Regions from separate parts of the Homo sapiens genome. Here region 2 is linked to region 1. Evidence: chromatin loops called from intact Hi-C (ENCODE). Cell type or tissue: A673. All regions are shown on one strand. Each heading gives the region's core, and the rest is flanking DNA. Links, peaks and the distances in the headings are about the cores only.

The links. A loop is a pair of places that touch in the nucleus more often than their neighbours do. Peaks named below come from ENCODE experiments on the same cell type or tissue, not always from the same donor. Only the 100,000 strongest peaks of a DNase experiment are listed, where the experiment ranks them.
Region 2: it touches region 1 in a loop (4-fold over the local background); 55 of 110 quality-filtered maps call a loop at or near these places.

The regions. Positions count from the first base shown.
Region 1 is chr1:157,364,947-157,381,409 of GRCh38, forward strand. No RefSeq gene overlaps it. Among named protein-coding and RNA genes, the nearest start is that of LINC02772, 98 kb to the left of the region's middle. RefSeq lists a silencer at 5,097-5,166. In A673, for the core only: CTCF peaks have their summits at 12,493 and 12,708; a DNase peak (open chromatin) is centred at 12,525; H3K27me3 peaks cover 2,960 bases.
Region 2 is chr1:157,502,112-157,510,111 of GRCh38, forward strand. No RefSeq gene overlaps it. Among named protein-coding and RNA genes, the nearest start is that of FCRL5, 46 kb to the right of the region's middle. RefSeq lists an enhancer at 3,447-3,686. In A673, for the core only: a CTCF peak has its summit at 3,742 (motif pointing left); a DNase peak (open chromatin) is centred at 3,740.

The DNA.
Region 1 (16,463 bases), core at 8,464-16,463:
GGGGAAACAACAGTCCGAGCTCCCTCAAAGGTCTATTTAAGGTTTCCCAGCAGAAGGGGACATTGTCAGAGGCTCCAGCTGCATGACTATTTGGAGTTTGATGGCCTGAAGGCAAGAAGAGACAAACTATGTTATTAGAAAACATGTATCCAAATGAAACAAGGGGAGGGTTAAGGACAGCTCAAAAATTCTGAGGCCTTTTACCAGTTTGCACAGGAAGAGGGAGGCCAAAAGCCCAACTGGTTAAAATACTTTACCCTTTTGCCAGCATGTTGGGCTTCTGGGTTCTCTTCCCCTGAGCCCAATCCTATGGCAGCCATTTTAAGGTTTGGGAAATTAACTCTTTCCAGTTTGTAGGATGCATCTGAAGGGAGTGTCTTGTAGTACAGAGACACAATTACCTATTAGTGAAGAGAGGACAGAGAAGGAGAAAGGAAAAAAAGAGGCACCTGTTAAAGGAGTCCCAGAGGTTCAGGATGCATTCGGAAGGGGTACAGACTGAAGATGAATGGCTACCCATCTAGAAAGAGGGGAGCAGACATCCCTGGTTCACTTCTCTTCCTAGCAGATACCTGGGGCATGTGACGGAGAGAAGGAAGAGCATCCTCCTTCCTCTTCCGTGCTTGCGTCCCTGAGTTCCAGTGACCTTGGAAGGTCCTGCCATGAGTGCAAAAGAGCCTTGCACCCATGAAGCAGGGGGCTCTTAGGGGTGGGGATCATCCACTCTTACCCACGTATGCCCTGTCTCCCCTGCTGTAGGTAGCCTTGGAGTTCCCTAGATCTCATTTATGCTGTGGATATTAATGTGGCCTTTATCCATGAAATAGGAAGCTTGGGGTTGGCTTAATTGGCAGGAATCAGCCACACTCATCTGTGCTCTGCCTTTTGGCCTTGTAGTTGCCTGCCTCTGGATCCCTTAGATCCAGTTCTCTTTCTTAGAACATTGACCCGAAGCCTGGAATTGAGTTTGGGACAAAAATATGTCTCAGGGGCTTGCATGGACTCCTTCTCATAAGCCGAATGTTAAAGTGAGACTCTGGAACTGAGTCCTTCTCCAACAAGGAAGAGAAAAAGATGGCTTGTGACACACCTAGATAACTGGTGGCTATAGTTATCCTTGCTACGATTTGAGTGTAGTGCAGCTTTTTAACTTCCGTTAAAAAAATACTTGATTCAAGTACTGGTCTTTCTTTAGGCCAAATTAATTAGAGCTCTTTTTACAGACATTACACATAATAACACACACAGACAGGCAGAAGAAAACCCAGTCCCTACGAGATTCTTTTTCACAATGAAAAACTTTATGGAGAGTACAAACAGTGATAGTTGTGGGGCTTGGCCTAGTAAAACGTCTTCTAAAAAAAACCCAAAAAACAAAAACAAAAATCTTGCTTAAAACTTAACTGCTGACAGGGTAGAGAAGAGGGTAAAAAAGAGAATAGTTTAAAAATGCCTGGGGAAGAATCTCTTATTCTTAGGCAAGGGGTTCCTCTACCAAGAGAAAAGCTTAATTACTGTCCAATGGAGCTGAACCCCTTGACCAGAGAAGGAGAAGGCTCCAGTGGCTTGTGGTGGAAAATGCCAGCCAGCTGGCTCTGTGAGACCCTTGGGCCATGCATCCCAGCCCTGGCAGGGAGGGGAGAGCAGTGGGGAGCTGCTGCTCACCAGTGGGTCCTGAAAAAGGAAGGAAAATGCTACTAAAAGTCCCAGGAGCTAAGGGGGTTGGGGGCATGGTTTTATCTACTCTCAGGAGTCTGAGGATGAAAAGGCTTAGGAGCAACAGCGAGAGGTTTTGAGTCCCCATTTCATTCACTGCTTCTCTAGCCAAACGTTGGGTGCCAAAAATGTTGCAGAACTTTTCCTTAGTTCAGCTAAAAACAAGGTTCTTTCTCCCACAGCCATGAAAATTCAGGCTTGCAGACAATTTAAATGGTGAGTAAGACAGGGTTGTGGTGGGTGAAAAGGAAGGGGCAAGGAAGAACTCTTGGAAGGTGAGAGTCCCTGCTGGAGCATTTCCCTCCCACTTTTCAAATCCCAGGTTCCACACAGGAAGAGGAGAGGCCCGAGTCCTCCCCACTGCAAAGAGTGCAAATTTCTGTGGCTCCACCCCAGTGTGCAGGCTGGTTAGAGTATTTCTGGGGAGCCCCCTGCCACCTGCCTCTCTCACATGGATGACTCTCAAATGCATTATTCCAAGCAAAAGAAGCTATTCTCAAAAGACTGCAAACTGTGTGATTCCATGTTGATGACACTCTTACAAGACAAAACTATGGGGACAGCAAACATACCAGTGGCTGCCAGAGATCATGGTAGAAAAAGAGGTTCACAACCAAGGGAAATAAGAGAAGGAGTTGTGGTCAGAGATAACTCTGACTTCCTGGTTGTCACTCCTGCCCCCACATGGCGTGTGACTTGTTTCAGCTCCCCAAGGCTTAAGGTGCTATCCTGGGAAGCAGTGGGTTTCTCCTTCCCTGGAATTAACCAAGCAGAGGCTGGAGGAACTCTTAGCAGAGAGGTGACAGAAGTCCTGAAAGCTTTTGCCACTGACAGACAATAAATACATATTTCACCACTGACCCTATGACATGCAATAACTCTAGTCATTTCTTTTCTCTTCTCCCCTCTCCTCCTATCCCCTCCTCCTCTCTGTTTTCTTCTTCTCTATGGGTGGGGCCCAGCAATCTATGGTTCAACGGGCGTTTCAGGTGATCCTGTTGCTTCCTAGAGTTTGAGAGTCACTGCCTTAGGGAAAAGAATAGATGTGCTCCAAATTGCAAACAGGTAGGGAAAGAATTGCACCTTCATGACGATGAAAGAGTCAAAGGTGGCCTTGTACTTAACGTGTCATAATATCTGCAGTTGGAGGCTCAGGAGTTCGATCCACAGAGCAAACTCAATGAGAACACAGGGTCAGCATCCACAAACATCCTCAGAAGGGTGAAGCCTTTCAACTGTGATGCCTTCAGGAAAAATCCACAGAGGCCAGGAAGAAAAGTGATGGCAACAAAAAGTTGTTTCAAGCAAATGGGATAAAATTAGTAAGGTCATGGGTAAAATGCAGTTAAGAGATTATGAGATATTCATCCCAAGTATGATGGTGACCAAAGTCCTATTTACAAAGAGGAGATTTATGGGGATCCTGAGATAAGAAGAACTTGTGTTCAAACAAGATATTTAAAAACAAAAACTCTCATGGTTCTACAGACCTGAGAATGGGGTTAACAAGACAGTTCTCATTAAATGAAGGAGGTAGCCTAATAAATTAAGGGGATCATGAGGCCTCTGGACTCCAGTCTTCCCAGATTTGGGAAAGATCAGATGCATATGGTTTCTGCATTTTGATTCTCAGCCATGATTCGAGGCCTTTCCTTAGAATCAGGTGCCTGGCTTCGTGGTCTCCATGCCATAGGCCCTGGACCTGAGCTGTTTGTGGCAGGTTCTGTTCTCTGGGCATGTTGTACTGGGGGCCCTGACCATCCTCTTCATGTTTGATTTCCTGCTCTTGTGTGACCTGCCTAAACTTGACAGGAGTTTCTTTGTGACACTGCATCCTTTTCCTGAGAGCATGCTGACATTTGGCCCCATTTGGGGAAACTCTGGCAACATGGCAGAGCACAAATGAATGAAATTCCAGGCATTCCATTTGGAGGCAGGGATGGTCCGTCCGGAGACACAGGTGGGTCTAAAATCCTGCAAAGATTGGAAGGGCTTCATGTGGCCTAGGAATGATGACAGATTTGTGGGTCTTAACAGTGACCACCATATGGAGACACATTCCAAGAACAGAAGTTGAGTGTGCAAGGTCTGCAGACAGACGCCCAGCTCTGTCACTTTCTAACTGGGTGTGCCTGGACAACTTATGAAAAGTAGTTTCACATCTTTCTAAAATGGAAATATGAATATATTAATGGTACCTACTGTTATAGGGCCAATAGGTTTCTATGACCGCTGTGCAGTAACAGACCACTTACACTAGGTCAGCAGGGTTTGCAGCAGAGAAAGAGTTTAGTGATCACAGGGCACTGAGTGAGAAGATAGAAGAAGATCCTCAAATCCATCTCCCTGAGAAGTTCTGGGCTGGGGTTTTTAAGGATATCGTGGAGGGTGAGATGCCAGAAAATTGGGGTTGTTGATTGGTTGGGGTAAGGGGGAAGAAATAATCAGCAATTGGAAACTGCATATTTTGGTGAGTCAGCTGCTCCTGGGATCATTCAGACCCACTGAGTCAGTAGTTTAATCAGTATGCAAGACCTGAGGGAATATCTCAAAGGGAAAACATAACATTTCAAGTTGTTATTTATAGAACAGTTGATAGGAACTATAATCTTAAAAGAGGATCTACATGATTCTGAGGCCATAGGCACCAAACAACTGTGGGGAAGCAGTTAGAAAGCAGCAGACCTCATGATTAGTGCTGAAGGTGCTGCAAGCTCGGTTTATTTTCACTTCTACCCTCTTCCTCTCCCTGTCCCCAATCCCAGGATTCAGAAAGACAATTATGAGAGTTCAGAGGTGTTGGTGCCTCTATGATGCTGCAAGCAACATTTTCCAGGATGGCCTTGAGCTTGGGTGGGAAAGCAGGCATGGTAATGGGAATGGGTCAGGCACAGGCTGCTGAGGACAGAGCATTGGAAAGACCATCATGACCTTTAGAATTCTGTAATCAGTGGATTTGACCTTTCATAAATTGCCTGAAGTTCTGTAGCATGTAGCAATTCATAAATTTACAAATACAAAAACATTGCATTGTGTATTCTCTGAGGTTGGTGTATTGTAGATGGCTTAGCTAGTGAGTGAGCCTAGTAGGCTGCCAAGTGATCCTAAAATCATGGCTTAGTGGCTCTCGTGCTGTACATTGTTGAACCACTCTAACTGTTAGAAATGCCTTCCTGAAAACTTTCTCCTTCTAAAAGTCATCATTTGTATCTACATTTTGTTCCTAGTATACAAAGTGTCATTCCCTCCTCCATAAAGTCGCTTCAAATAGCTGAAGAGCTACAGCGTGGAACAGGCCAATATGGGAGACACCAGGGACTGGTAGGCCCTCATTTCAACACCGCATCAGAGGAATCCAGAGGCTTATCTAAGGGAGAACCTGTTTGTCATTGAAATCGTCCACCATTCAATGAAGTTGCAGTTCTTGCTTGAACCACTAGGTGTCACTGACACTATGCGTGGCAGACACTAGTGTGGGGCTGAGAATGAGTCCCCTGTTAAAAGTCAAACATGCCCTTTGAATCCCAATTTTGACTTAAATTGTTTTATTATCACATTACTCAAAGGCATACAAACAAAATCTAGACACCGTATGCTTATCTCAAAACAATAAAATTAAAAGTATAGAAATAGAAACAAAGCAATAACATTCAAGTTAATTTAATGTGCTAGGTAATGTTATTCTACTGGAACTAAATGGGTGATTTGGACTTTTTAACATCACTAATGTGCATTCATATTTTTTTGGTCTACTGGTCATGGACTTAAGTCTATTTACTACCCATATGATGGACCAACATTTGAGTCATTTTAAAAACTTTTACTTAAAAACTAGCTATTTTAAAAATCATCAACCCATCCTTTTCAGGTGCCAATAGATTGAAGAATACAACTCCAACAATTCAATTCAATTATACCCCATTTTACGCAATCCCTTGCTGTACTGATTCATTATAATGCTAATTACCTTTGAAATATTTCAAAAATGTTTCAAATATTTCAATCCCTTGCTGTATTGATTCATTATAATGCTAATTACATTTGAAATATTTCCCTAAAAGAGTTATATGTAAATACAAACTATTGCAGTAGCTAGTAATATTTTCTTTGTGTCCTTCAGTGAATGAGAGCTAGCCAGACCTTGGGGAGCAGAAACTACCAGGTCTGCTCCATCCTTCCTGACACTGCCACCAGGTGCAACTTGGGTCAAGCAGTGCAGCTGCTTCACCCCTGCCCTGTAGGTCTCTGTGGTCTCAAGGCCCCAACACACGTGCCTCCACCAGCTTTGTCATCAGAGGCAACATACCCCAGAACCATCGGCTGCTGACACTGGGTTTCAACTATGAGGCCAAATACGTGGGTTACCCACCCTGCCCTGCCCTGCTCAGCTCAGCTCAGCCATCACAGGTCTGGACCTTCAGGCGCGAACTCTGAAAGGAGTCTTAAGCAGAACAGCATCATATCCTGGGAGCACAACTGGGAAGCTGGGAATCCATGTGTGGGTTCCATCCCTCCCTAGCCTCTGCAAATTAACATATAAGGAGAAGAGTCCCATTAATTCACCCAAGTTACCAGCTCTTTCCCACAGTGGTGCTACACACACCAAGAAATGTGAGGATGTGGCTAGGCATCTGTTAGAAAAATTTCCAAATATTCCATTGTAATTACTGGTCTCTCTAATATCTGCAGTGGGAGCTGATCTGCATTGAGTAAGCATCTCAAGAGTGAAGAATGGCTTGATTCCAAGTGAACTCAAATCTCAGCCTTACAACAGCCAAGATACCCTGCTCTGCCTTTTGTTTCAGGAAACAAACTTTGTAGCTTCTGCAAAGCTCTTCATCCTTACTCAAGAAATTCTCCCAGAAGGGTTTGCAATGAGCATGTTGTTTTCTCTCTCTCTTTCTTTCTTTCTCTCTCTCTCTTTCTTTCTTTCTCTCTCTCTTTCTCTCTTTCTTTTTTTTTTGACAGAGTCTTGTTCTATTTCCCAGGCTGGAGTGCAGTGACATGATCTCAGCTCACTGCAACCTCCGCCTCCTGGGTTCAATTGATTCTTCTGCCTCAGCCTCCTGAGTAGCTGGGATTACAGGTGTGTACCACCATGCCTGGCTAATTTTCTGTTTCTCAGTAGAGATGTTGTTTCACCATGCTGACCAGGCTGGTCTCGAACTCCTGACCTCATGATCCACCCACCTTGGCCTCCCAAAGTATGGGGATTACAGGCGTGAGCCACCACGCCCAGCCGCCTGCTGTTTTCTTTAGGCTCTGCTCCCAGAGATAGTAACACAAATGATACTGGTTACCAAGTTGGTGGGCCTTGCAGAAACTAAAATACACACTCACAGATATGAACATTAATGGGGCACTACCATCACTGGAAAACACTGCATAAGCCCAGGACACTGACCTGAAGTGCAAATGTTTTCAACAAATTCAGAGAAAGACCATAGAAACTAAGCTTTCAGAAGATAGCTACCCACAGTCCAGCCTCTAAACCCACCTGTGTCTACACAGTAGATAAGCAGAGAACATCAACATGTGTCTCTCTCAACTTAAGTTCCAGGGGGAAGATGCAAACAGAAAGGGGAGACATGGTTTGACTCATGATATCATCAGAAAAATGACAGACCAGGCCAGACAGTCCCCCATTCCCATGTAAGAAGAAAAACAGTACATGAATCTAATATGCAGTTGTAGAAAAGTTAAAATTTTTCTCTAAGAAACACAAGGAAACTTTGTTAATATACTTTAAACTGATGAATTGTACTGGATGTAAACTGGACCTCAATAGAAGCCATCAGCCCCTGAATCACACTTGCTCCCTCCTATCTCAGACCTTCTCACACACCACTCCCTCTGCCTGGAATGTCACGTCCATTTCCTCCCAGTTCCCAGCTCTTTCATGCTACATCTGATCTGCAGTGTTTTGCTTCTGAACCATTTATTATTTGTAATTAAAAGTTATGTGTGCCTGTTGCTTTTAACATGTGGTTCTCTCTGCATACATACGCTCCATGAAGGGCTGTTTTCTCATCATCAGATGAGCCCATCTGGGAATGTGGATTGAAACTACCACCTCTTGCCCCATCCTGGAACTGTGAAAAACCGAAGATCTCTCTAAGAAGACTCTGATCAAATCCTTTTCTGGCAGCGGGGGTCAGTCCCCACCAGGGTCTATATTGCCCTTGAGCCTTGAAGACCCCTAGGTTTGAATTATTTTTTTACAGGAAGAAAATGTAAAAATAAAATAAAATACTGAAATATATATATGTATATATATATATATATATTTTTTTTTTTTTGAAATGGAATTTCGTTCTTGTTGCTCATGCTAGAGTGCAATGGCGTGATCTTGGCTGATTAGAACCTTGGCCTCCCGGGTTCAAGCAAGTCTCCTGCCTCAGCCTCCTGAGTAGCTGGGATTACAGGCATGTGCCACAATGCCCGGCTGATTCTGTATTTTTAGTAGAGATGGGGTTTCTCCATGTTGGTCAGGCTGGCCTTGACCTCCCGACCTCAGGAGATCCGCCTGCCTCGGCCTCCCAGAGTGCTGGGATTAAGGGTGTGGGCCACTGCGCCCTGCCTGAAATAGTTTTTAAAACGAAATAAAAAGATAATCCACAGGTGGGAGAAATTATTTGCATTTGTATATGTGATAAGGTATTTTTATCCAGGATATATGAATAACTTTCACAACTGAAGAATAAACAGACAAATAACCTAATTTACAAATAGGCAAATGATCTAATAGGCATTTCCCCAAAGAAGATATACAAATGGCCAATACACACATGAAAAGGTGCTTGACAGCATTAGTCATCAGGAAAATGCAAACCAAAACCTTGAGATACCACTTTACATCCATCAGGATAGCTAGAATCAAAAAGTTCATAACGACAAGTGCTGGCAAAGATGTGGAGGAATTGAAGCCCTCATACATTGATGGCGAAGTGCAGCTGTGTTAGAAGGCAGTCTGTCAGTTTCTCATATGATTGAACATAGAATTTTACCGTATAATCCAGCAGTTCCACTTCTAGGCATATACCCAAGAGAAATGAAAACACATGTTCACACAGAAACTTGCACATGAGTGTTTATAGCAGCATTGTTCATAATAGCCAAATGGTGGAAACAACTCAGTGGATGAATGAATAGATAAGTAAAAAATTGTATATCCATATAATGCGATATTAGAACTGAACTATAACACAACACTGATGAACCTTGAAATCTTGTGCTGAATTAAAGAAGCCAGTCACAAAAGACCACATCTATTTGATTCCACTCCTATGAAAGTCCAGAATAGGAAACTCTATAGCGACAGAAATTAGATTAGGGCTGAGGAAAGATGGGGAATAGGAGAAAATGGGTGGATGGCTGAAGGATACAAACTTTTTTTGAGGTAATAATGTCCTGGCCTGGCACGGTGGCTCGTGCCTGTAATTCCAGCACTTTGGGAGACTGAGGCAGGTGGATCACGAAGTCAGGAGTTTGAGACCAGCCTGACAGACATGCTGAAACCCCATCTCTACTAAAAATAATAATTAAAAGAAGTAGCCGGGCATTGTGGTGTGTGCCTGTAATCCCAGCTACTCAGGAGGCTGAGGCAGGAGAATCACTTGAACTGGGGAGGCGGAGGTTGCAGTGAGCCAAGATCGCACCACTCCACTCCAGCCTGGGCAACAGAGCAAGACTCCATCTCAAAAAAAAAAAAAAAAAAGTTCTAAAATGGACTGTTTTGATGGCTGCACAAACTTGTGAATATATTAAAAAGTATTGAAATGTACACTTTAAATGGGGAAATATATGGTATGTAAATTATGTCCAAGCTAAGTTGTTTTCTTTTTAAACACTGTATTGGAAGTATAGAAAAAATGATACGGGGCCAGACTGATCTGAGTTTGAATTTTTGCTCCAGTATTTACCAGCCTTGGATCTGGATTAAGTCCCTTTGATCCTCTAAACCTTGTTTTCTCATCTATAAAGTGAATACATTGATTATACCCACCACAAAGAGTTATTTTGGGAATTGAGATAATGCATATCAAGTGCTTAGCCTCATTGCCTTGTACATAGTAGGCACTAAATGACTGTTAACTGAATGAAATATTCAGGGAGCACACAGCCAGATGTAAACACGTAGAGCAGATGCCCAGGGCCCCCAGAGATTATTCAGAAGCCTGCAAATAAATTTGTTAGAAGAGCAGATTTTGTCCTTTGGTGAGGACAGCTTTCCAAAGGGATAAAACCTATTTCAAAGCCCTAAGGATAGGGACACCCAGGCCAATCAATTAGTAGTAGACATTTTTTCTGGGTGGGAGTGGGGATGTTCTTTGCATGGTTAGATTCTAATAAATGGGCCCTCCTGCATCTGCCCACCCTACAGGGAATGGGGACAGTGGACTTCCCTCCTTCCCTCTGCACATTCCCTGACCAGAAGGTCCAGGGGAAAGGATGGGCAGAGAGCAGAGTAGTTACATAGGTGTGATGGGCAGAGGCCAGATCTCCCTCCAGGTCATGAGGAGACTCACGGCAGATCTCAGTAGATGGAAGTGTTCAGCCCCGAGGACAGCCATCTCTGCACAGGAGAAATTCTTCCATGTAGGGAGGTTTTGAGGACTTTGGCAACAGCAGCCAACATCATTTGCAGAGTGTAAAGGTCTCTGAAGGTGAGTGGGGGAGAAAACATCCACTCCTTGATGGAGCTGGTGTCGAGTGAGGGTCCTGGCAAGAAAAGGGCTACACTCTCTAACCAAATCCCAGACAGGAGCGAGGGCTTCTGCCTCATTTTTAGCCTTTTCTTATCTCTGATTGGTATTTTGGTTGGTGAGGCTCTTGGGATCATGCCACACACTTAACTCTACCCCAGAGACTGCGACCCTAGGCACACATTTATACAGTTCCCCATGGTTTCCTAATGTTCATTTGAAATAATTGCCTTTTTCATAACCTGTTCTTTCTAGTCCTTTGAAAACAAATACGTAATCTATTCAGCTTATCCATTTGCTTAGGTTTAATGACATTTCTTTCTGATGAGTGAAGAATCTACTGGGGGTGTGGAGGGAAGTGTTATAAATATACACTTTAAAAATTTTCTTTCATTGTAAATGGGTTTCAGTGGTTCATACTTTAAAATGCAGAAATAAGTTGACTAAAAGAATTAGTGTGTATCTATCCTCAGGTGTTTGCTGTCCTCAAGGAGATTTTCTTTTCTTTTTTTTTTTTGAGACAGGTTCTCCCTCTATTGCCGTGACTGGAGTGCAGTGGTGCTATCAGTGCTTCCTGTAGCCTTGACCTCCCTGGCTCAAGCAATCCTCTCACCTCAGCCTACCAAGTAACTAGGACCACAGGTGTGCACCACCTCGCCCAGATAATTTTTAGGTTTTTTTTTTTTTTTTGGTAGAGACGAGGTCTCATTGTGTTGCCTATGCTGGTTTCAAAATCCTGGGCTCAAGCCATCCTCCCACCTCTGCCTCCCAGAGTGTTGGGATTACAGGTGTGGGCCACCAAGCCTGTCTAATAGTTTTACTTTGAAAGAAAAATTGGAAAATACAGAGCCATGACTCTCGCCTGGTGGTAAAGCCAGCACCTTCGGAATGGAGGAAAGATCTCCCAGATGCAGGGTTCAGAATGAAATAGGAGCATTGGCTGAGCATATGCCAGGGACCTCACTGGGCACGCACAGGGCCTCACTTACTCAACGCAGACACTCCCTGAAGTGGGTGCTTGTGCACCATTGTGATGAGCTCATAGGCTCAGGCAAGTTCAGCAATCTGTCCCGGGTCACCCAGATAATAAGTGGAAGATGAGATTCAGACCCAGTTCTGTGCAGTTCTAAAGCCCGGGCTTTCCCAGACCAGCAGACTAAGGCTCGGCCCATCTAGGGAGGGCTCAATACTTGGAAGGCGCTGGTCAGCGCAGAAGCGAGGCTGGTGGGCATGTGTCCTCGGGGCAGGGTCACAGGCATCAGCCCACCAGGGAGGTGTTTCCAGCCGGGGTTACGGGGTCTCGGGGTGTTCCTGAATGTGGGAGTAAAGTCCCTCACCCTGACCATCTCGGAGTCTGTGTCCAGTAATATCCCTTGTTATCTGGAAGATACTCCCCTATTAATAGGGAGTATCTTGGTTTGCTGACTTGGTACCCATCCCCAGACAGGAGTATCTTTTCTATTATAAATGAGTAACTTGCTTTCTGCTTTATGAATCATTGTCCACATAATTTTGTCACCATGAATGTATCACCAGGAGTCTGTTACTACATAGTATAAGAATTTAGAGTTTTTAAACCTAAGATACTGAGGTTAAAACTGTAGACTTTGAGGTTCTCCCCATGAGGGGTAAAGGGTTTAGGGGGAAATTAGGTTCTACATCTGAAAAATAAAGTCGAAAAGATGTGGCCAAGGGAACTACTGAGGGGGTCAGGAACCAGGTAGGTGATGTTTATCAGGATGGGGAGAGGGAGTAAAAGAGGGTCAGGAGCAAGATAAGGGCAACAAATGCTTACCCAGCATTCATCTAATGAGATGACAATTCTTGTCTCCATTTTACACAACAGGAAACTGATGCTTAGAGAAGTTACACAACTTGATTAGGATCAAACAGCTAATATTTGGCAAGGCTGGGACTTGAACCTCATTTTCCGGATGCTAGTGCCCAGTCACTTTCCATAATGCCAAATGGCATCTCAGAATCCCAGCACCTCTTCTCTAAGTGCTTTCCCGGTTTTCCTCAAATCCGGAAACTGTTGGTCTTTTGGGCAATTCTGAGCACAGCCACTAAGTGGCGACATTGCCCGACTATGGCTCAGCCCTGTTTCTCTGGGGAAGAATGGGGGAGGGGAGGCAGTCGGAGTTGCCCTGTTGTGTGTTGTGCTGTGTGTGGGGCTTTCTTCTATCTATTTAGTCCTCCCAGCAACCCTGCAGAGGAGGTATTATCCCATTTTCCAGATGAGGCCATTGAGGATGTGCTGGATGACAGAGCTTAGCGGTAGAAGCAGGGATGGAATCAGTGTCCCGCTGGATCCCAAGTTCTGCCTCCAAGCATGCTGGGCTCCCAAAAATAAAGTCATTTTGTGCCCTCAAATTTTAGTCTGGTGGGGAGGTAGATGGGGGAACTCCCTTCAGCCTGGGCTTGGACGGCCTAGTGAAGAAGGGTGGAGGAGAAGTAACCATGCCTTTCCTTCGGTTACTGGAGGGAAGAATTAAGTTTTAAAGTGGAAGTTAAGTACAGTTAAAATTACTCTGGTGTTGGGACAACTGGATTTCCACATGCAGAAGGGTGAAAATGGACCTTCATCTCACTCCATGTGCAAAAATCAACTCAAAATCAATTAAAGACTTAAATATAAGACCTGAAATTATAAAACTACCAGAAGAAAACAAAAGCAAAAAGAAATAAATAGGCTTACGTTAAACTAAAAGGCTCCGCCCAGCCAAGGAAACAATTAACAGAGTGAAGAAACAATCTATGGAATGGGAGAAAATATTTGCAAACCACGCATCTGATAAGGGATTACTATCCAAAATATATAAGGAGTTCAAACAACCCAACAATAAGAAAACAAAGAATCTGATTAAAAAGTAGGCAAAGGATCCGAATAGACATTTCTCAGAAGACATATGAATGGCCAACGAGTATATGAAAAAATGCTCAAAGTCACTAATCATCAGGGAAATGCAAATCAACACCAGTGAGCTATCACCCGACACCTCTTAGAATGGCTATTATCAAAAAGATGAAAGACAGCAAGTGTTGGTGAGGATGTGGAAGAACAGAACCCAAGTACACTCTTGGTGGGGATGGAAATTAGTACAGTCATTAGGGAAAATAGCATGGAGGGTCCTCAAAAAATTAAAAACAGAACTACCGTATGATCCAGCAATCCTGCTTCTGGGTATATAACCAAAGGAAGTGAAATCAGTATGTTGAAGAGATAGCTGCACTTCCGTGTTTATTACAGCACTATTCCCAATAGCTGAGATACGGAATCAACCTAAGTGTGCATCAAATAATGGACGGATAAAGAAAATGTAGTATCTATACACTGTGGAATACAATTTAGCCATTAGAAAGAAGGAAATTCAATCATTTATGACAACACGGATGAACTTAAAGGACATTACGTTAAGCGAAATAAGCCAGCATGGAAAGAAAAATATCTCATGACCACACTTACATATGAAAGCTAAAAAGTTGAAGTCATAGAAGTAGAAAGTAGAATGGTGATTTCCAGAGGTAAGGGCACAGTGGGAGGAGATGTTGGACGAAGGATACAAAATTTCAGTTAGAGAAGAATAGTAAGTCCAAGAGATCTATTGTAAAACATGGTGACCATGGCTAATAGTAACACACTGTATTCTTGGAAATTTACAAGAAAGTAGATTTTAAGTCTTCTCATCTCTCTCACACACACACACACAAACACACACACACGATAAGTATGTGAGGTAATTAATGTATAAGTTAATTAGTTAGATGTAGCCATCTACAATGTTCACGTATTTAAAAACATGTTGTGTACAAAAATATACATGATTTTGTCAATTAAATAGAAAATAACATTTTAAAAATAGAAAAATAAATACAATTACTCTTGTGAATCCCTTAGAGTTTTTCCTGCTTTAGAAGAGCCTGCATTTTCTTCCTGATGAAACAGTTGGCTGATGTTTAGGGGCCATGCTATGTGAAAAATGTGCCCTTCACATTTAAACATTAGATGCACTCGTGGACAGTGTGTGCTGGAGCCAGCTGGAAACCACTTGTGAGCTGGTTTTGTTCATCTCCTCCCAAATCTATATTCACAGTCATGATGTTGGTAGCTTGAAATCAGCCAAAGTGGGGTATTTACACCACAGAAATTGCCAAGTGCTTGAAACCAGGGCTCTTCGCTCCTTGAGAGCTGGCCTTTAATCAGATACCAGCAAACCATGGGCACCCAGAAAGGTGGGTGGGAACAGAGAGATGGACCAAGGGAACCATGGATTTACAAATTCCAACTCATATTCACGCCAAGGCTTTAGGTATTTGAGCGAAGTTGATTCTAGTGGGGTAGAATTGCTACACAATTTAAACTGTTACTTTTTTCTCTCATTTTTCTTTGCTGAGGGTAAAAAACTGCATTTCAGAAGTTCAACCTGTACCTGAGGTGCCTCCCCAGCAAGCAAGATGGCTGACGCTGGAGTGTGTCTTGGGCCCAGCCCTGAGCTGGAGCCCTGCAGGCTCCTAAGGAGGTGGGCACCACACAGCCAGGGTGGGCTGCGCTGTCAGCTATGGAACAACAGCGCACACCTGACTGCTCAGGGCCGCCTGAAGACAACTAAAGGAGAGGAGCTCTCCTTCATTTTTCCACAGAACACGTAGCTTGGGCCACTTGTGGGCTGAGGTGTCTGTCGGAAGGGGAGGTGCTGGGTGAGGCTGTGCTCTCTGTGAAGCCACCTAGGAGCTCAGTGACAGCAGCAGATGGTGACTGGACAGGAAGGGAAGTCTCCTCCAGTGCCAGGCTCAGGTGTGCTCAGTAAATATGTGCTGCATGACAAGCAGTCCAGGCTGCTGCCTGTAGCTTAGCTGGAAGCTGCTGTCTTGTTCCAGAGCATACATGAGAACCTCAGGGTATTCATGGATAACAGCTAAGAGTGCTGGTAGGGCCCAGAGCACCTAATTCACCTGGGACAGGTCGGGGATGGCTCCCCAGGGCCATGTGAGCTGCATGTGGAAGGGACAGCAGACATTTGACAGGGGATGGCAGGGAAGGCTCTTATGCAGGTGGGAAGGCTGGAGGCTGACAGGGCATCCTTCTGTGGTCCATAAGGGATGGGGCTAACCCCTGTAAATGAGGAGTTGTTTTCCCAATGAACAGCTCCTGCTGGGCTCTCCCTCCCCTCTGTGCCCCATCGAGAGGGGGCTCAAAGGTCTGTGGGCACGTTCTGGGGTTGCAGGTGGGATCTGCAGAGACCACAAACTTCCCTGGTGGGTGGAATAGCTGTGGCTTGAGTCCTTGGTGGGTTTGGAGGTTGGAGTAGGTGATGTGGTCGGTCCTCCTCTGATGGATGAAAGAAACCAAGAACCGAGAGGGAACTCTTGAGATAAAGGAAGTCCTGCAGAAAGGCAGCAGTCTGCTGTGGTTGGGGTGCAAATGTCACCAACACAGTGACGTTGGGCAGAAGCTGGCCCTACCACAGGCCCGAGCCATCTCTCCATCAGTGGAATCTTCCTCCATCAGAGGAATCTCCATACTGTTCTCCATAGTGACTGTACTAATTTACATTTCCACTAACAGTGTACAAGAGATGGATGTCCCAGTTACAGGAATGTAATTATTACACATTGTATGCCTGTATCAAAACATCCCATGTACCTCATAAATAGATACACCTATTATGTACCCATAATAATTAAGAAGAAAAAAATTTAAACAACGAGGGGGGCTTTCCTGAGACTCCACTGCCCACACCAGCTGCCTGAGTTCTCTCCAGACCATACATTCAGGGATTTTTCCTTTTTGTGTTTGAAGAGCCCTCCGTTGTTGGTGTCAGAGGAGGAAATGCCTGGCTTCTGGAAGGTTGGTGTCTGGAGCTGGTGGTGGGTGGGGGTTGACTGTATCATACATGGACCTCCCACAAAGCTCCCTGCCTCAGCCCCACTTCTCACCCAACCCTGCATCCCACCTGGCCTCTCTGAGCTCAGAATCCCTGCGGGTTCCTCTGGGCGGACAGCTTCAATCCCTGCTGGGCCCCTATTTGTGTATTCTAAGTC
Region 2 (8,000 bases), core at 1-8,000, 130 kb after region 1:
TTTTCTTCCTTGTTATGCCAGAGTCAGATTGGAAAGTAAGTCATGATATACAGGGTTAAAATAAAGCCCATCTGATGAGAATTTATAGTTTGTAGGGCATGACTCATTAGACCCTTTGGGTAGGAATTTGGGCAAGATAAAGAATCAGAGCTTAGTCCTCAGGTATATACATGTTTGTTTCTCTCTGCCTGGTTCCTCTAGACTTTGGAAACTATCTGTGAGTATTCTTATGGCAATATAGTTTTTTTCATCAGTGCACGAAGAATCCGTTTTTCTTTTGCAACAGGACCCAATTAGAAAAAATGGTTATTCTACCAAGGGTTTGACTGGAAGGGCATACTTCCCTTTAAGGAGTCAAGCTTGACTTACAGAACCAATAAAAGCCTCATGGAAGTGTGGCCTCACACCCTCCCCTACACAGTCTCTGTACAAGGTTCCTGACCTGTGGTCAGTAAAGAATGTGACTTTCTAACAGGTCTAGGAGCTCCAAGTTTATCTTGGGATCTTAAAAGGAGAGGACCACTCAACTCACAGGTATTCGAGGATACAAACCCATGGCTGGGTTGGTTCAACTTTAAAAGGTCTTATCTGAGATGCCTTGTGGAACAGAATTCCATCAAGTCCAATCCAAAAGGCCTATGTAGAAATAATTATTCTTGTTGTACTTTATGGAAATAATCAGGCCAAGTATAAAACCAAAGTCTATTTTGCAAACCCTCAGTCCTATGATGATTTGTTTTTTAACAAACATGAGGACTACAGAGAGAGAAATTATATTTCAAAGCTTATCATATATTTGTCATTAAATTCTAAACACACTAGTTGTTTGTAAGTTTTTGCCTACATTTTAGGATAACCCTGCTTGTTCCTGTGAACCAACCAGCAATCTCCAGCTACAGCTCAGAAAGAACAAGAGGTATGGGTAATGTAGAAATCTGGATCGATATTCTAGTTCTGAGCAATTATCCTGCAAATCCCGCCAGGTGATGGGAATAAATAGGATGCCCATCACTTGAAGGTTTCTTTTTTGGGAAAGTAACACCAAGGGAGCTAACCAAAGCCAAGGACCATGCACCCAAATCCTAGCAAGCATAACTGAAGCCACCAGTTATCTGGGTGTGTCACAAGACATCCTTTTCTTTCCCTTGTTGGAGGAGGACTCAGTTCCACAGTTGCACCTTAGCATTTGGCTTATGATAAGGAGTCCATGCAACCCCCTGGGAAACATTTTTGTCCCAAACTCAATTCCAAGCTTCAGGTCAATGCTATAAGAAAGAGAACTGGGCCGGGCATGGTGGCTCACGCCTGTAATCCCAGCACTTTGGGAGGCCGAGGTGGGCGGATCACGAGGTCAGGAGATCGAGACCATCCTGGCTAACATGGTGAAACCCCATCTCTACTAAAAATACAAAAAATTAGCCAGGCTTGGTGGTGGGTGCCTGTAGTCCCAGCTACTCGGGAGGCTGAGGCAGGAGAATGGCGTGAACCTGGGAGGCAGAGCTTGAGGTGAGCCGAGATCTTGCCACTGCACTCCAGCCTGGGTGAGAGAGCAAGACTCTGTCTAAAAAAAAAAAAAAAAAAAAAAAAAAAGAAAAAAAAGAGAAAGAGAACTGGATCTAACAGATCCAGAGGCAGGCAGCTACAAAGGTTAAAAGGCACAGCGCAGGTGAGCGTGGCTAATTTCTGCTGATTAAGCCAACCCCGAGCTTGCTATTTCATGGATAAAGGCCACGTTAATGTCCATGGCATAAATGAGATCTAGGGAACTCCAAGGCTACCAACAGCAAGGGAGATACGGCATACATGGGTAAGAGTGGATGATTCCCACCCCTAAGGGCCCCCTGCTTCATGGGTGCAAAGCTCTTTTGCACTCACGCCAGACCTGCCTAAGTCGCCCGGACTTGGGGATGCAAGGACGGAAGAGGAAAGAGGACACTCTTCCTTCTCTCCGTCACATCCCCGGGTATCTGCTAGGAAGAGAAGGGAGCCAGGGATGTCTGCTCCCCTCTTTCTAGATGGGTAGCCATTCATCTTCAGTCTGTACCCCTTCCAAATGCATCCTGAACCTCTGGGACTCCTTTAACAGGTGCCTCTTTTTTTCCTTTCTCCTTCTCTGTCCTCTCTTCACTAATAGGTAATTGTGTCTCTGTACTACAAGACACTCCCTTCAGATGCATCCTACAAACTGGAAGGAGTTAATTTCCCAAACCTTAAAATGGCTGCCATAGGATTGGGCTCAGGGGAAGAGAACCCAGAAGCCCAACATGCTGGCAAAAGGGTAAAGTATTTTAACCAGTTGGGCTTTTGGCCTCCCTCTTCCTGTGCAAACTGGTAAAAGGCCTCAGAATTTTTGAGCTGTCCTTAACCCTCCCCTTGTTTCATTTGGATACATGTTTTCTAATAACATAGTTTGTCTCTTCTTGCCTTCAGGCCATCAAACTCCAAATAGTCATGCAGCTGGAGCCTCTGACAATGTCCCCTTCTGCTGGGAAACCTTAAATAGACCTTTGAGGGAGCTCGGACTGTTGTTTCCCCAAAACAGCATCCCCTGTCAGCAGGAAGCAGTTAAAATGGGTCTTCGTCCTTATCCTTAATCTAACAAAAGTTTGATGTACTTCTTTAGAAAGGGGAACGAGACAGCCAGGCGGGAGAGGGCTCCCCGGAAAAACTCCAACCAGCCTGCACAATGGGGTGGAGCCACAGAAGTTCACACCCTTTGTGGGGAGGAGTTGGGCCCCTCCTCTTCCTGTGTGGAACCTGGGATTCCAAGGCAGGCGGGAAGTGCTCTAGCAGGGACTCTGGCATTGCAAGAGTCCCTGTTTGCTCCTTTTCTTCCTCTTTACCCAAAAAAACTTGTCTTACTCACCATTAAAATTGTCTGTGAGCCTGAATTTTCATGACCGTGGGACAAAGAACCCCATTTTTAGCTGAAAGAAGAAAAAGTCCTGCAACGCATGTTCTTGTGTGTTTCTGGAGTTTGTTCATTTTTTTAGTTGCTGAATAGGATTCCATTGTATAGAATTTGTCCAATTTGTTTATCCATTTCCCTATTAAGGGGTATTTGGGTTGTTTCTAGTTTTGGGTGACTATAAACAAAACTACTAAAAATATACTGTATAGGTTCTTCTGTAAATCTCAGCTTTCATTTCATTTGGGTAAAACCTAGGGGGGATTTTCTGGGTTGTACAGCAAGTGTATGCTTAACTTTATAGGAAATTGCCAAACTGAGAAGCAGTTTCTAAAATGTTTATGAATATTTTAGTCTTCAGAGCTGTGCAGGGTGGGCACTGCTATTATTCCACTCCCAGGTGCTCAGCTCTCCTGGTCTGAGCAGCTTGCTGCAGTCACAAAGTTGGCACGTGGTGGATCTAGGGAAGGTGGGCTCAGGCACTCTCACTTGATGCAAGTACTGCTCTCTGCTTCAGTTTCTGTTTTCTCACTGGCTTCCTTTGCTTTCTCACAGTCTCTGCCCTCCTAACGCAGGCTGGCCCAGCCCAGCCTTCTGTGAACCTCCTCCATCGGGACATTTTCCCCGTGGTGGTGCCATCTGGGGCTGCCCATGCCCTGAGAACTGCAGCTGTGTGCCGAATGCCGGCTCTGCTGCTGGCAAGCCACTGGCCTCCAGCTGCTGCCTCCCTTTGCCCCATTCCCTGTCAGGGTCCAAAAGAGACAGAACAGTCAGCTCTCCTGGCTACTCTGCTCAGAGCCCCGCACAGCCCAGGGACCTAGTGACACCTATTGGCCATTTGTTAGAACTGTGGCTGCACTTGAGTTCAATGTGCAACAAGAAGGCTCTGACGCAGCTTCACATTAAATAGGCACATACGTGGCAAAAGGATACGTGCTCATGTTTAAAAATTCAAACAGCTGGTACAGACATACAATAAAAAGTAAAGTTTCTCCTCCCTGTAGCTCGGTTTACTCCTGTGATTAGCGTTTTCTGTTTTTAGTTATCTGGTCAGCACACAAACATAAATAACATGATAATACATGGAAATCCTTGATTTATCCACTTTAGATAGTGTGTTAGTCCATTCTCTCTTGCTATAAAGACATGTTTGAGACTGGATAATTTATAAAGAAAAGAGGTTTAATAGCTCACGGTTCTGCAGGCTGCACAGGAGGCATGACGCTGGCATCTGCTCAGCTTCTGGGAGGCTTCCGGAAACTTACCATCATGACCGAAGGCAACCTGGGAGCAGGTGCATCACATGGCCATAGTGGGAGCAAGAGAGAGAGGGAGAGTGCAGGGGTAGGGGCCACACACTTGTAAACAACCAGATCTCACAGTAACTCACTATTGTGAGGACATTACCAAGGGGGATGGTGCTAAACCATTCATGAGAAATCTGCCCCGGAGATCCAATCACCTCCCACTGCGCCCCACCTCCGACACTGGGGATTACATTTTAAAATGAGATTTGGGCAAGAACACACATCCAAACTATACTAGATGGTGTCTATTACCTACATTGTAGGAAAGATGAAGAATTTAGGGCATTATAGGGCTTTCCTGTCTTCCTGTCCCCTTTACTTCCTGGTTTCAATCTGTAATATGACTAGGTTTTTCTAATGGCTAGATTTATGCTTTAAAAAAAAGGACCTAAATTTCAATTTCTTTCTTTTTCTTTTTTTTCCCTTTTTTTTTTTTTTTTTTTTTTTTTTCTTGAGACGGAGTCTCACTCTCTCGCCTAGGCTGGAGTGCAGTGGAGAAATTTCGGCTCAATGCAACCTCCACCCCCCGGGTTCAAGCAATTCTCCTGCCTCAGCCTCCTGAGTAGCTGGGATTACAGGCGCATGCCACCATGCCTGGCTAATTTTTGTATTTTTATTAGTGACGGGGTTGTACCATGTTGACCAGGCTGGTCTCAAACTCCTGGCTCAAATGATTCACCGGCCTTGTGAATCAATCCCAAAGTGCTGGGATTACAGCTGTGAGTCACTGCACCCAGCCAAATCTCAATTTTTTGATGTATTATTTTTAGAAAAAGTCTATATTGATTCTCCACTACACACACACACATACACAAAGTTAGTGCATGTAGACTTTCCTCTGCTTTCCACCTCCAGAGTTCTGTGAGCCATAATATCACTTTTGTGTTGCACGTGTTTATAGAATTTGAATACTGAAGTAGCCATAATTAAGTGTTCTGTGCTTGAAGTTGATTCTAAAAATTGAAAACCCTTAAACAGTATTTAAGGCATTATTATTATGTAAACACGAGTCACTGCAGAACCAAGTACTGTGATTAGGCCCACGGAAAAGGAAATAAAATACTATGTAATTAAACCTTGGGCACTCAAAGGAGAATGTTCTATGAATAAAGGTCTCTTTTCTCCACTCCATTAATTATCCAGTTACCCACACTTCAGTTACTTCAAATTTGAACCACGACTTTCTTAGACTGTCTTGTTTTCCCTGGATTTCTAATTGTCATTCTATTTGCTGTAATTTTTATTGAAGAATAACATATCTCATCTGATTGTTTAGAATTGACTTAGACCTGCTTAGAATCTTTATTCTGTGTTCTTATTTCTATAATTTCTGGAGTGGAAGTGACTTCCTCTGGTGGAAGTGGAGCAATCTTCCCCAAGTCCTCTGACTTTTTGGATGCATTGTTTTCTGGGGCAGCTGTGTAGCTGTCAGCTTAGAATTTTTTCTGGGACACCTGAGTACTACATTCTCATGGATCTTGTGACATTTTCTTTCTTAGATTTTATTTTTATTGCTAAAGTTTAGATTTGCTGGAACATGTGCTACATCAGTATAACATGGTGATTAAGAGTGGGCCTTCTGAGTTTGAAACTGCTTCATATTAGTCCTGTGGCCTTGGATAACTGGATCTCAGCACTGTGGCATCTTCATCTGTAAAACGGGCACAATGCAGCTCTCTTATAAGTTATTTTGAGATGGAGTGAGACAATATATGTAGTACTGTTAGGACAATGACCAATAAATGATAAATCTAATATTTTGGTGGATTTTGCAAGCGAGAGGAGTAATGGGGTGTGTGCTCATTTGGCCATCCTGAATTGGCAGACAAGACATATTTCTGAAGTAGTCAAGAAGGCCCACCTCGTCACTATGCACATCCTCAATGCCCTCATGCCATCCTCGATGCCAATGACTGGCATGTACGTCTCCAGAGCTCCCTCCTGAATCCAGTCTTCTGTCACTGACTGTGTCCTTGACATCTCCACCTGCATGTCCATTGCTCAAAACCAAACTTCTGATCCTCTCCCCTAACTTGTTCCACTTACAGTGTTCTCCACCTCAGGATGGAGCTGCCATCTTTCTAGAATCTCAGGCCAAGTATTTTGGAATCATGTTGATTCTTTTCTTTCTCTTGAATCTTCATTTCATCCATCAGAAAATTCTGGATACTTTAGCTTCAAGATATGCCCAGTATTCCATCACTTCTGACCCCACCACCATCACCCCATCTCAACTGTCATAATCTCTCACCTGGATGGTGTAGTGGTCTCCTAACTGGCCCCCCTGCCTCCACGTGGCTCTCTGCTGTCTAGCCCCAAACTTGTTGGGTGTGATCCTATTTTATGTCCTCTTCTTGGGGCACTCCTCCCTCTGACTCCTGTATGCTGTCCAAATGGCCATGGAACATTTCATGCCTTTGTTCAGATCACCGTCTCTGTGAGGACTTCCTCGACCACTCTTTATTGTTGCAGCCTCCTCTGGGCATCCTAACCCTCCTATTTGGCTCTATTTCTTCTTTTTCATGGCGCATGCCACCTTCTAAATCATGACATAAGTTACATACTTATCATGTTTAGCGTTCCCTGTCTGTTTCCCCTGCTAGAATGTCAGCTCCTTGAGGGCAGAATTTTTTTTATTTGCCTTGTTTACCAGTGTATTCCAAGTACTTAGTACAGCAAGCACCTGGCTCAGTTGTAGGTACAGAATATGAATACATATGAATAAGAATTCTCAGTTGTAGGCAAAACTGAGGATGTGCATAGTGGCAAGGTGGGTCTTCTTGATGACTTCTCAACAATTCTCAGTTGTAGGCACTGAATATGAATTCATACTAAATAAGAACACATACTCAGTGAAGGAATTTGCAAATGATAGTGAGGAGCGTGGAGGAGCTCCCACACTGCCTTGCCCCACAGTTTAGCTATTGAAGGTGACATCTGAAGGAGGCAGTTTGGCTAATAAGTACAGGGGGCAGACTCTCCTTAAGGGTAAGAGTGACAGGGAGGTCACTTTCAGAGTGCAAGAAGGGTGACAGGAAACATGAGCATGAGCAGGGCCTGAGGGTCTCAAGGGCCCCTTCTAGCTCTAACCTTCAGTGATTTCAGGCCAGGTGAGGTGCTGAGCTCCCTGGCCCCAGAAGCATTCCAGCATAGGCTGGCTGATGTCTCAGCAGGGATGCTGTGGAGGGGCCCAAGCATGAGAAAAGTACAAGAAGTGGATGCCCTCAAGGCCTTCTCTAGTAATAAGACTTGAAAATTAAACAACTCACCCCTCCCTGACCACTCTCACACCCCAAAGCCTGAGGCCTGGAGTCCCTGGGCCAGCTGGGGAGGGTCCTCCTGAGCTATTGCCTCACCCTCCCTACGCCCCTGTTACCCCATGGTTATGGCCACAGCACCTCCTCCTTCTTCCCTTCCCACGCAGAGCTCATTCTATTTTTGGTGAGGCCAGGTGACAGTGACCCTGACAAAGAGCACTGCTTGGTCAGATGGAAGGAAGGCAAGTGAGGGGCACCTGCCTCTAAGCCTTATTCTCCCATGTCTTCCCCCAGCTCTCCTCCATCCACCAACATGGCCACAAGGCCGCCTCTGGACCAGATCTATCCATCGGGTTTGCTCTGTGGTGCCCCACTTGGAGACACAGGTGGACATGGTGTTCAGAGGTGTGGGACAAACACATAAGATGGACGAGAGCAATGGTGGAGAGATGGGAAGGGAGGCTGAGGCCGGGCGTGGAGGACACGTCCCTGAGGCACCCAGCAGCCTGAACACTCTCATTTTGTCTC